Regions from separate parts of the Homo sapiens genome. Here region 1 is linked to region 2. Evidence: read pairs that join two places in POLR2A ChIA-PET (ENCODE). Cell type or tissue: GM12878. All regions are shown on one strand. Links, peaks and the distances in the headings refer to the core of each region. The heading gives the core; the rest is flanking DNA.

What was found. Peaks named below come from ENCODE experiments on the same cell type or tissue, not always from the same donor. Only the 100,000 strongest peaks of a DNase experiment are listed, where the experiment ranks them.
Region 1: POLR2A ChIA-PET joins it to region 2 with 5 read pairs; 1 of 35 experiments calls an interaction of 5 or more read pairs at or near these places.

What each region holds. Positions count from the first base shown.
Region 1 is chr4:73,221,985-73,227,745 of GRCh38, forward strand. All of the region lies in intron 1 of ANKRD17 (ankyrin repeat domain 17), which reads right to left. Among named protein-coding and RNA genes, the nearest start is that of ANKRD17, 34 kb to the right of the region's middle. In GM12878, for the core only: no CTCF peak of the experiment used is centred there; DNase peaks (open chromatin) are centred at 1,097 and 3,162; H3K4me3 peaks cover 695 bases; H3K27ac peaks cover 1,347 bases.
Region 2 is chr4:74,163,145-74,168,905 of GRCh38, forward strand. All of the region lies in intron 1 of MTHFD2L (methylenetetrahydrofolate dehydrogenase (NADP+ dependent) 2 like), which reads left to right. Among named protein-coding and RNA genes, the nearest start is that of MTHFD2L, 7.9 kb to the left of the region's middle. RefSeq lists an enhancer at 1,642-1,771. In GM12878, for the core only: no CTCF peak of the experiment used is centred there; a DNase peak (open chromatin) is centred at 3,252.

The sequences.
Region 1 (5,761 bases), core at 309-5,308, 940 kb before region 2:
TTTGCAGCTTCTTCTCCCAAGCCCTCTCCCCACAGTAAAATAATCTTCCTGAAGATGTGAAATAGTTAATAAATTATCTCAACAGTCTAAGTATTAGGAATACCACTCACCACCATAAAGCCTCTTTATCTGAATTACCCAGGTTTTATCTAATGAGGAAAAAAAAGAAAAACCCTACACAATCCCACAGATAAGAATATGAGATTTAAATACCTATACCTATAAATACAAATTTCTAATAGTATACTACATTCAATGCCAAAAGCAATTATAGTTTCACTTTGACATGTATTTCCTTGGACTGATTTATACTCAAATAGGATCTTATAAAATTTTTACAACCAGAAAAGAGAAAATATAATTTAAAATGTTCATGATTCAAATTATAGTAATTTTGTATTGATGTCTCTCTAGCATCAGTGCCCTAAATTTCAGGGTTTTAATATTTTTAATTTAATAATTTGTTTTATAATAATCAAAGTCACATGAAAAATCTAGGACCAGAGTATACCAGCTAAATTAAGCAATCAGATTGATATAAACATGCTTAGTTTAAAGCTAAAATAACCGTTTTTAATAGTTAACTGCAGCAAAGCTTTAGGCTTAGATATGTAAATGAATTCTAAGACATATGATACTAAACCTTACTCAAAGCTGCTTTGCAGACCCCACCTTCTAATGAGTTAATCTAAAGGTCACCACCAGCACAAGGCTTTTTATTAAGCCTGAGTCTCCCCTTTTTCCCTAACAAACATATATCTACAATTTATGAAACATGAAGTTTAAACAAAATAATTATAGACGTCTATAGTAATCATGTGAACCAGTCTGAAACATTCTCACACGGAATAGGTCTGACCGTGTCTTGCTTTTATGCTCTGCTTCTCTTTGCTCTCTCCTCTAATCTATTCATCTGTAAAATAATTCCGGCAGATAAGATTTCTTTGTTCAGATTTCAACTTTCATTTCACTTACAAACCTAGCCCTACCTCAAGAATGTCTTCTAGAACATATGCTTCCATTTCAGCCGCTGTCTCCACCATGTTTTATCAAACTGCCATGTTTCTTACTGCACTATGATTAGATCATTGCCAGCAGGAACACTCCTCTGTGTCAGCAAGGGAACAGGAAATGGAATGTTCTATTACATGCCTAAAGCAGCTTAGCTGTTCACTAGCCAGGCATCTACCAAAAGAGCAGGGGGTGACTCACTGTGTATTTTTTAAAGATACAGAAGCTCTATTCCAAAGCAAACTTCTGTCAAGTAATTTTAACAGACAAAATAAAGTCTCTTATTTTACCACTTCAATTTTTAAAATCCTAAAATTTCAAAAAAGAAATAACATATTTTTTAAAAAGCTATTTAACACGTCTGGCTTCCTGGTTGAACAAAAGAGGTTGAAGTGGGTTACGCAGCAATTTATCCTTAGTAAAGCCTTGTAGTGAGATTAATGGTTGTATTAAAGACGCAAAGAAGGAGGCATGATAATGCCAAGTTAGAAATTTGCTACATCAGGCAAATGTATTATATAACATACATATTACAGTTGACTTCAGGGTTTCAAAAATAATTATCCTAATGTAGATTTTTTAATAGTAAATTGGTTTTTATAAACTAATCTGCTTGTAAATACTTATGAGAACCAGGTTAACATTCAACTAATTTACAGTTACTGAAGCAAGCTATAATATTTGATATATGCATTTTCTAGTAGTGCCTTTAACTTCATTTACTAACCAAAGAAATGGCCTTTTTCTCTTACAATAAATACTCTAAGAGACTAAAATATCCTAGATAAATGAAATTTAGAGACACCAAATCTGGATCATCAAACAGCAAATAAAGTGAGTGAGTGACAGTGGAGCCAATATATATTATATTCATTCCTGTAATTGATCTTCCATTTAGTAAAACTTGTTAGATTGTCAAATTTCTTCCTTATACAACTTTGAATATGAAAAAATGCACTGAAAAAGGAACAATGGGCCGAGCGCAGTGGCTCACACCTGTAATCCCAGCACTTGGGGAGGCTGAGGCGAGCAGATCATTTGAGGCCAGGAGTTCGATCAAGACCAGCCTGGCCAACATGGTGAAACCCCGTCTCTACTAAAAATACAAAAATTAGCTGGGCGTGGTAGTGCATGCCTGTAATCCCAGCTACTCAGGTGGCTGCATGAGAATCACGTGAACCCGGGAGGTGGATGTTGCCATTGTGCCACTGGCACCCTAGCCTGGGCAACAGAGCGAGACTGTCTCCAAAAACAAAAAGGAACAATGTTTTATGCTCTAAACTGAGAAAAGTGATGTGATGATGTGCATGACATTGCTGGTACTATCTCCTCAAAGTGATGTCATGTTTTAGTGGTGATTTTGGAGTACTCTTGGGCCTCAATTTATTAATCATGAAATGGGATAATATTCATTCAACTTGAAATATCAGAAACTGCTCTAGGTGCAGTCAACTAGACAGATTATGGTTTCTTAACAGTTTATATGAAGATTAAATGATATAAAGTACCTACTACACGGTTTCTGGTATTTAAGAAATACCCATACTGTGTCAAGCAATATATGATTTCTTTTTTTAAAAAAATAAACATATTATTTATCCTCATAACAACCCAGCTATGTCATATTTTTAAACTACATTTTGCTTACTATATGCCATTTTAAATGCTTTTTATATATTAACTCATTTAATTTTCACAGTAATCCTAAAACATATTATTATTATCCCCATTTTACGTATGTGGAAATGGGACAAAAAGAGGTTAAGCAACTTGCCCAATTATTTCAAGCTAAGCTAATTAAGTTGAAGAGTTGAGATCTGAATTCAGGCAGTTTGCACCAGACTGGAGTCCATATCCAGAATCATCAACTATACTTCTTCCCTGTGATAATCTCATTTTACGAATAAGGGAACCAAGTATCAGACAGGGCACACAGTTATATGCAGAGTCAAATCCAGATGCAAATCCAGAACTGATTGCAAAGGGTATGTGGAATTAATGGCAAACAAATGACACTATGTTTTACCTCATACCATACCTAGTGTTTACATTTAGGTATGGGTATGCCTGGCATTTAAAGGCTGCTCAAAGTAATTTACATTGTTGAGACCTGGCTTAAACAGAAACTACAAACTGGCTTTTGTTATTTCCTGCCTCCCAGGTCAATTCTTTCTATGCTTCAAATAAACTGCTCCATCTTTAGACTTAAAACAAGTCGTCAACAAAGTTTCCCTTCCTCAAATTTTCCTCTAATGCTATCAAGCAATGATAGGTTTGAGTTCAAGGAACGTATGCTGGAACACTCTCCTTTTCCATAAACCAAGAATAGGCCTTCCAAATCCTTTATCTGACAAGAAATGGGGGCCCCTAAGACTAAAGTTAATAAAACCTTTCACTCTCCCCTTCTCTTCCATTCTAGGATTATGGGGTGCTTCTGTTTTCTGACATTTACTGTTGTTTTTAACAATACATATGTGATTATGGCTTTCTCACAGAATTATGGCTATCATTTATTATCTGTCTCCCTTAAAGACTAGAAAAAAGCAGGCAACACTGTTGAAAGCAGGCAATACTTTGGCCAGGCGCGGTGGCTCATGCCTGTCCTGTAATCCCAGCACTCTGGGAGGCCCAGGCGGGCAGATCACCTGAGGTCAGGAGTTCGAGAAGAGTCTGACTAACATGGTGAAACCCTGTCTCTACTAAAAATACAAAAACAATAAGTTGGCTGTAGTGGTGGGCGCCTGTAATCCCAGCTACTTGGGAGGCTGAGGCAGGAGAATCGCTTGAACCCGGGAGGTGGAGGTTGCAGTGAGTCGAGATCACGCCACTGCACTCCAGCTTGGGCAACAGGGCAAGACTCTGTCTCAAAAAAAAAAAAAAAAAAAAAAAAGAAAGAAAAGAAAAAAGAAATTAGGCAACACTTTATTCACCAATGCATACCTAGAGCCAGCACTCTGGCATAGAGCAGGCTCTTAAGCTTTTTTTTTTTTTTTTTTTTGAGGCGGAGTCTCGCTCTGTTGCCCAGGTTGGAGTGCACTGGCACAATCTCGGCTCACAGCAACCTCCGTCTCCCAGGTTCAAGCAATTCTCCTGCCTCAGCTTCCCGAGTAGCTGGGACTACAGGCGCGTGCCACCACGCCCATCTAACTTTTAGTATTTTTAGTAGAAACGGGGTTTCACCGTGTTAGCCAGGATGGTCTCCATCTCCTGACCTAGTGATCTGCCTGCCTCAGCCACCCAAAGTGCTGGGATAACAGGCGTGAGCCACCGCGCCCGCCAGCATTTTTTGATTAAATGAACAAATTCACAGATAAGAGAATTGTCTGATATCCACTACAGTATCCTAATACCTTTTAAATTATTGCTACTAATAGTAATAATTTCTTTTCTTCTGTTTTTTTTTTTTTTTTTTTTTTTGAGACGGAGTCTCGCACTGTCGCCTGGGGTGGAGTGCAGTGGTGCAACCCCGGCTCACTGCAACCTCCGCCTCTGGATTCAAGCAATTCTCCTGCCTCAGCCACCAGAGCGGCTGGGATTACAGGCGCCTGCCACCATGCCCAGCTAATTTCTCGTATTTTTAGTAGAGACGGGGTTTCACCATGTTGACCAGGCTGGTCTTGAATTCCTGACCTCGTAATTCACCCGCCTCAGACTCCCAAAGTGCTGGGATTACAGGCGTGAGCCACCGCACCTGGCCCAATAGTAGTAATTTCTTTATTCTTTCTTTTTCTTTTTTGAGGTGGAGTCTCGCTCTGTCGCCCAGGCTGGAATGCAGTGGCGCAATCTCGGCTAACTTGCAACCTCCACCTCCTGGGCTCAAGTGATTCTCCTGCCTCAGCCTCCCCAGTAGCTGGGACTACAGGCACGTGCCACAATTTCTAACAAAAGCATTTGTTCTTTTACTCTATCTTTAGGTCACTGGATCACTGAAATAAGATATTAGAAGTATTGAATATAAACAGAATCTAAATTTCAGATTTTCTGCAGTTATTTGTTACATAGCAAAATAATGTATCCCCTTTAATTCTGTTTTCCAGTCCTTTTCATCAATATGATTACCTATGTCACTGCAGGATACCATGGGCAAAAGGATATAAAGAGAAATTTATACATATTTGTCTAAAACCTGTCATCCTAAAAACAAGCCACCTTCCAGTTCAACCTAATTTTATTTTTGAGACGGAGTCTTGCTTTGCACTCCAGGTTGGAGTGCAGTGGCGCAGTTTCAGCTCACTGCAACCTCTGCCTCCCGGGTTCAAGTGATTCTCCTGCCTCAGCCTCCCGAGTAGCTGGGATTACAGGCGCCCACCACCACGCCTGGCTCATTTTTGCATTTTTAGTAGAGACGGGGTTTCATCATGTTGGCCAGGGTGCTCTCGAACTCCTGACCTCAAGTGACCGCCTGCCTTGGCCTCCCAAAGTGCTGGGATTACAGGTGTGAGCCACCGCACCCAGCCTCAACCTAATTTTATAGGCAAGAAAATTGTCTTCCCATTTATCTAAAATGGATTTCAATGGCACAAGACTTTTCATTATTTTGCCAACAGAAGTATTAAAGTGTAAATAGCAATTAACATATTAAGCTATGCAAACAAATGTAAACATATAAAAATAATTTAAAATAATAAAAGAAAATATTGACTGAAAATGTTCAAATATCCAAAATGAAGAGTGAAACCTCTCATAAAAAGAAGGTAAAGGACAAAAAAGCTCAGTAAATACCTAGATTGAATGAAAGAATCTTCCAAAA
Region 2 (5,761 bases), core at 288-5,287:
TAATTTACAGATATTTCAGTATCACAAAGTTGAGGCAGATACCACAAAACATCATCTGCACATCACTATTTTGTTATGGTAGTTAGACCTACCACTAGATCCTGTTATTTAATACTTTTAAAAAAAAGCATTTGATAATATTTCAGTAAAACTGGTTTTCCTTGTAATCTGTATTTTATATTGAATGTTTAAAAGGATTGTTCTGAGAAAGAGTCCACAGGTTTCAGCAGATAGGCCAAGAGCTTTTGTGGCACAAAGCTTAGCATCTAAGGTTCTTTCTGACAAAGTTAGTTTGAAAACAATGGATATTGTTTAGTACAGAGTCAGAAAGTTAACTAGTTAAAAAACTGGATACGAAGAAGAGTCATATATAATGAAAAGGTATTTTACTTTTTATTGATTTGCAGATGTAATTTCTAGTAAAATTACTTCAAGATGTGAATAGGGTACTTGGGGTATGAAACAAATTTTTTTAAAGAGGTCATAAACTTAACACTTGCAGGTATTCATTTATTTTAATAACACACTTCAAAAGACTCCCTATACTGGTGATTGGTTTTATTCCCTATGGAATTTTGCCCTGTTTTTGGGGGGTTTCATTTCTATTGTACAAACTCAAGACATCGAAGATATGCCCTAAGATATAAAGCAATTAAACTGTATGTTAGGGCCTGGGTAGAGCTTGGAATTGTTAATCATTCTATTAGGATTTTTCGTCTTTTTTTGTTTGTTTGTTTTGTTTTTTGTTTGAGGCAGAGTCTTGCTCTGTCACCCAGGCTGGAGTGCAATAGCACGATCTTGGCTCACTGCAAACTCTGCCTCCCGGGTTCATGCCATTCTCCTGCCTCAGTCTCCCAAGTAGCTGGGACTACAGGCGCCCGCCACCACGCCCGGCTAATTTTTTGTATTTTTAGTAGGGACGGGGTTTCACCGTGTTAGCCAGGATGCGTCTTGATCTCCTGACTTCGTGATCCGCCCGCCTCAGCCTCCCAAAGTGCTGGGATTACAGGCGTGAGCCACCATGCCTGGCCAGGTTTTTTCAACATTATAGAGATAAAATGGTTCATTGCAGCTCTAGTTGAAGTCGTGAATAAAGATGAGATTGAAACTAAGATATGGATTTGCCAAGTATACGAATTAAATAAACTCTTGATCTTGACTAGGTTTTATTTGTTGGTAAGCTACTTTTTTGTGGAAGAGTATTTTGATACATAGAAATAATCCTCCCCCTTTGTTATTTTGCTCTAGTTTATTAAATAAATCATTTGATTCTAATAAGCGTAGATAAGGTGGTTAGTTTATTTTCTGGAAGTACAAGTAAACAAGCCCATGGAAACAGCACTAAGTGCTGAAGACTTTCTGCTCTCATAATGTTTCTGGTTATCGAAATATGTCTCCATCTGTAATTTAGCAGAAACTAAGAGAAAGAGCCACTTTTGCAAACCAGCCCATGAACTTTTAGCCAAATCCTCTTATGTAATGTAAGGTCAACAAGAGAGTATTCCCATTATATAGATGAAGAAATTGCATGCCGTTGAGAGAAGCTAAGTGACTTGCCTAACTTTATTATTGCTACTAATGGTAACCCAGAGCTCTGATGCTCAGGACTTCTAATTTCAGGTGAGTAGTTTGTACTACATAGTGCTGCCCTGCTACTCACTAGCCACCACCTCCCTTCTTTAATTTTTGCCTCCTGATGAAGCCACATTTCGTGGCTAGCCCAGCAGTAGGCTGGGCTTTTGGAAGGGAGGGCACCTTTTCTTGCCTTTAGGGGAAGGTCATTTCTGCCTTTGTGGGAAACCACCTGAGCAAGTAATGACAGGGCACATCATGTAAACAATATCTAAGGGGTCAAATGGATTTTATTTTTGATATGCATTAATGGCAAGGTCACTATGTAATTTTTTTGGCCAAACTAGCACATTTTTTAGAGTAAAAAGGGGCACGAATGTAATGAAAATTATATATTTGGAATATCTATTGGCTTACAAATATATTAGTGAACTTATAGAATAGTTTCAGACCATTTTCAAAATTAACATTTTAAAAGATAATTTATATCCTTATGTGTTAAAATAAAAATTTATATTACATGAACATTCAGCATGAACAATTATTCCTGGTGCATATTCACATGCTTGAATCAGTTTCTTAGCTGTATCTTTTAACACCTTGATCCTGATAATTTTCTGAAAAAAGTTAATAAGATCTTATGCTTTGTTTATTTTTTTTGAGACAGAGTCTTTCTCTGTCACCCAGGCTGAGTGCAATGGTGTGATCTTGGCTCACTGCAACCTCCGCCTCCTGGGTTCAAGTGATTCTCCTGCCTCAACCTCCCGAGTAGCTGGGACTACAGGTGCATGCCACCACGCCCAGCTAATTTTTCTATTTTTAGTAGAGACGGGGTTTCACCATATTGGTCAGGCTGGTCTTGAACTCCTGACCTCGTGATCCACCCGCCTCGGCCCCTCAAAGTGCTGGAATTACAGGCGTGAGCCACTAGGCCCGGCCCTTGTGCTTAATTTTAAAATTAAATTTTCTGCAATTTTCTTAACAGTTGCAAATAGAATCTTTGCTTTAGACAATGGTTATTTTAGTTTTAAAGGTACTGTCTCTATAGATGCTGAAACACCACATAAACTGCTAAATGGAACAGTCTTAATTCTACATTTTGCACATTGAAATGGGAAGATATTTTAGCCTAAATATTTTCACAGGTGCTATGTTGGTGTATCTTTTCAAAGTACTTTTCTTTGACAAATATTTAGATAAAAGAAATAAGTTGTTTTTGTGTATGATTTTAAAAATAGTTTACCATATTTAGATAGGGGAAAATTAAAGTTTTTCTCAATTGTATTCCAATGTTTTACAAAATGGTAATTTATTCCAGGAAATTTTATTCAACAAAAAATATGAGTTCCATCAGAAGATTATTCTCAGACATTGAACTATTTAAAATTGCTATTATAGATGTATTTATTTACTAATTCTGCTGTATACAAAGTTCCACAAACTAGCTAGCTTGAAACAGCAGAAATCTGTTTTCACACTGGAAACAGTGGAAGGAGGCTGGAAGTCTGAAATCAAAGTATCTGTAGGCCCACACTCTGTCGACTAGCTTCTGGTTATTGCCAGCAGTCCTTGGTGTTCCTAAGGAGTTTGCAGCTGCATAACTCCAGTCTTTGCCTCTGTTGTTAAATGGTTGTCTTCCCTCTCTGTCTTCACTTCCCTTTTTATGTGTCTCTGTGTCTTCTCTTGTAAGGACAGAAATTAAAATTACTTGTGCATTGTTTGAGCTATGATTTTTTAAATTAGTTTACTTCTTCCCTTCCTTTTGAAGAGATAAGGTTTCTGTTTGTAAGCTTTGGTTTCACTGATTACAATTCACTAAAAACTTTAAATCTGAAGGTGTCCCTACTCCCATTTGGTCTGTTTGTTGAATATGTTGATTAATAATGACCAACAACTTTTGAAAAAAATGCAACAAGTGTTGCCCATCCCAGTGCCAGGCCAGCCCCCACAGACACAGCTTGTAGGCCAGTCCTTGCAGACCCAGGCTCTAGGCCTGCACTAATGCCAGGGCAGCATCCAAAGATTCCAGCTGAGCCTCTGCAGACTTAGGCATCAGGTAGAAACTCATGGACCCACACTGTAAGCCTGCCCCAGTACCAGGTCAGCTTCCATTAATTCAGGTCCAAGCCTATCCCCAGGGACCCAAACTCTGCACCCAACCCCATGGTTCTAGGTACCAGGTCTTCCCCTGCAGATCTAGGTACCAGGGCCATTCCAGAGGACCCTGGGCAAGCCTAGTCCCCACAGACTTGGGACCAGACCCATTCCAATGCCAGGCTGGTCCCCATGGACTCAGGCTCAAGACCTACCCCAGTGCCAGGATGGCCCCTATGAACCTAGGCTTCAGGTCTGTATTTGCAGACCAAGGCTCCAGGACTACTCCTATATACCCAGTTGACAGCCCACCCCAGTGGACCCATGCACCGGATTAGCCCCCTGTGAGTTGAAGCATTAGGCCCACCACCTGCTGACCTAGGCATCACCTGCCAACTAATCCAAGGGCTTTAGCAGCAAGCCCACCCATGGGCCATGCCGGATGGCCCATCAAGAATCTCTAGATCCACTGACTGGTGAAGGGCTTTCCCTGCTGAAGCCAGTTTAGAAAGACTGGAATAGGCGCCTACTTCTTCAAGCGATAGACAGCAATGAAAGGCCACAGGCTTGTGAACCATTAGGGAAACCTGGCACCACAAAAAGAACAAAATTAACAATAATTGACATAAAGAAATGGAGAGCTACAGGCTGCCTATCCAGAGAACACAGGTAGACAACTAGACAATATCAGTGATTTAAAATACTACAAAAGGGTAAAAACCAGGTACTGTGGGAGCTCACAGCAGATTCCCAGGGTACAGGGTTGGGAAAACATCACAAGAGTGTTTTATAAGCTGAGACTTGAGCAATGTGTGGGACAGACTTGGCAAAGTGGTTGGAGAGGTGAGAAAGGGAAGGAAGAGTGTTTCAGGCAGAGGGAATATTATATCTGAAGATCTGGAGAGAACATGGTGCAGTTCATGAATTAAAATATGACTGGTGTGTAGTGCGCGACTCACTAAGCACAGTGTTCTTTAACAGTGAGGCTAAAGTAGCTCATGCAGAAGTGTGTAACCCATAGGGGATTGGGATTTTAGTTAACTTTTTCCCCCAATTTCTCAGGTCAGAAATGTTAGAGTCATGTTTGCCTTCTGTTTTTCTTTTTTTCATATCCTACACCCAATCTCAGTAACTCCCAAGGGTTCCACTCTCAAAATAGATTCAGAATCAGACTACTTAGCACCTCCATGGCTACCCCTTTGCCTAACTCCCCATGATCCCTTGTTTGTTATACTACACTAGCTTCTTAGCTGGAGTCTCCACTTCTCCCCTTGATCTCATAGAGTCTATCCTTCATATTTTCACCAGTTATTTTAAAAGTGAAAGTCACGTCAAAATCTCTAAATGGCTTCGTGTCTCACAGTAAAAGCCAACATCCTTTCAAAGGCCTGCAGGGCCTTATATAATCTGATGTCCCATTCCTTCTCTGACTTCATGTCTTACCCTAGTTCACTTGTTCTTTCCACTGCAACCATTGGCCTCTTGCTATTCCTCAAAGATTTCAGGTATGCTCCTTGCTAAAGGCCTCCATACTTGTTCTTCCCTTCCCTTGGCCTAGAATGCTTTTCTTCCAGAAATCTACATGACTCATTTCATTCATTTCTGCCCACGTGTCACCTGATTTATCAGAGAAGTGATATCTTAACCCACCTATGTAAAATAACTCTGGCCCTCAGATAAGTCCTTTCTCTGCCTCATGTTACACATATTAAATACTTGTTGTTTTTCAATTTGCTTATATCTTCTTCAACTAGAATATAGTTTCCATAAAAGTAGGTAATTGTTTTGTGCCCTATTATTTATATTCCCAGTGCCCAAAATAGTTTTCAGCACATAGGAGACTTTCAATATATATTTGTTAAGTGAATAAACAATGAGCATGTGGTGGGGAGTTTTAACCAGGGAGGTGCTGTAATTAAATTAGAAAACAATCACTCTGGCTGCAGTATGGAAAATGGATTAGAGGAGATCAAGACAAGCCGGAGAGAAATTTTAGGAGATGTATTATTCAGGGGCTGAACATTTGAATTGTTGCTGATGTTTAACCTTTTTAGCTTTTCAAGAATTTTCATGTTGAAAAATCTAATTTGTTTAT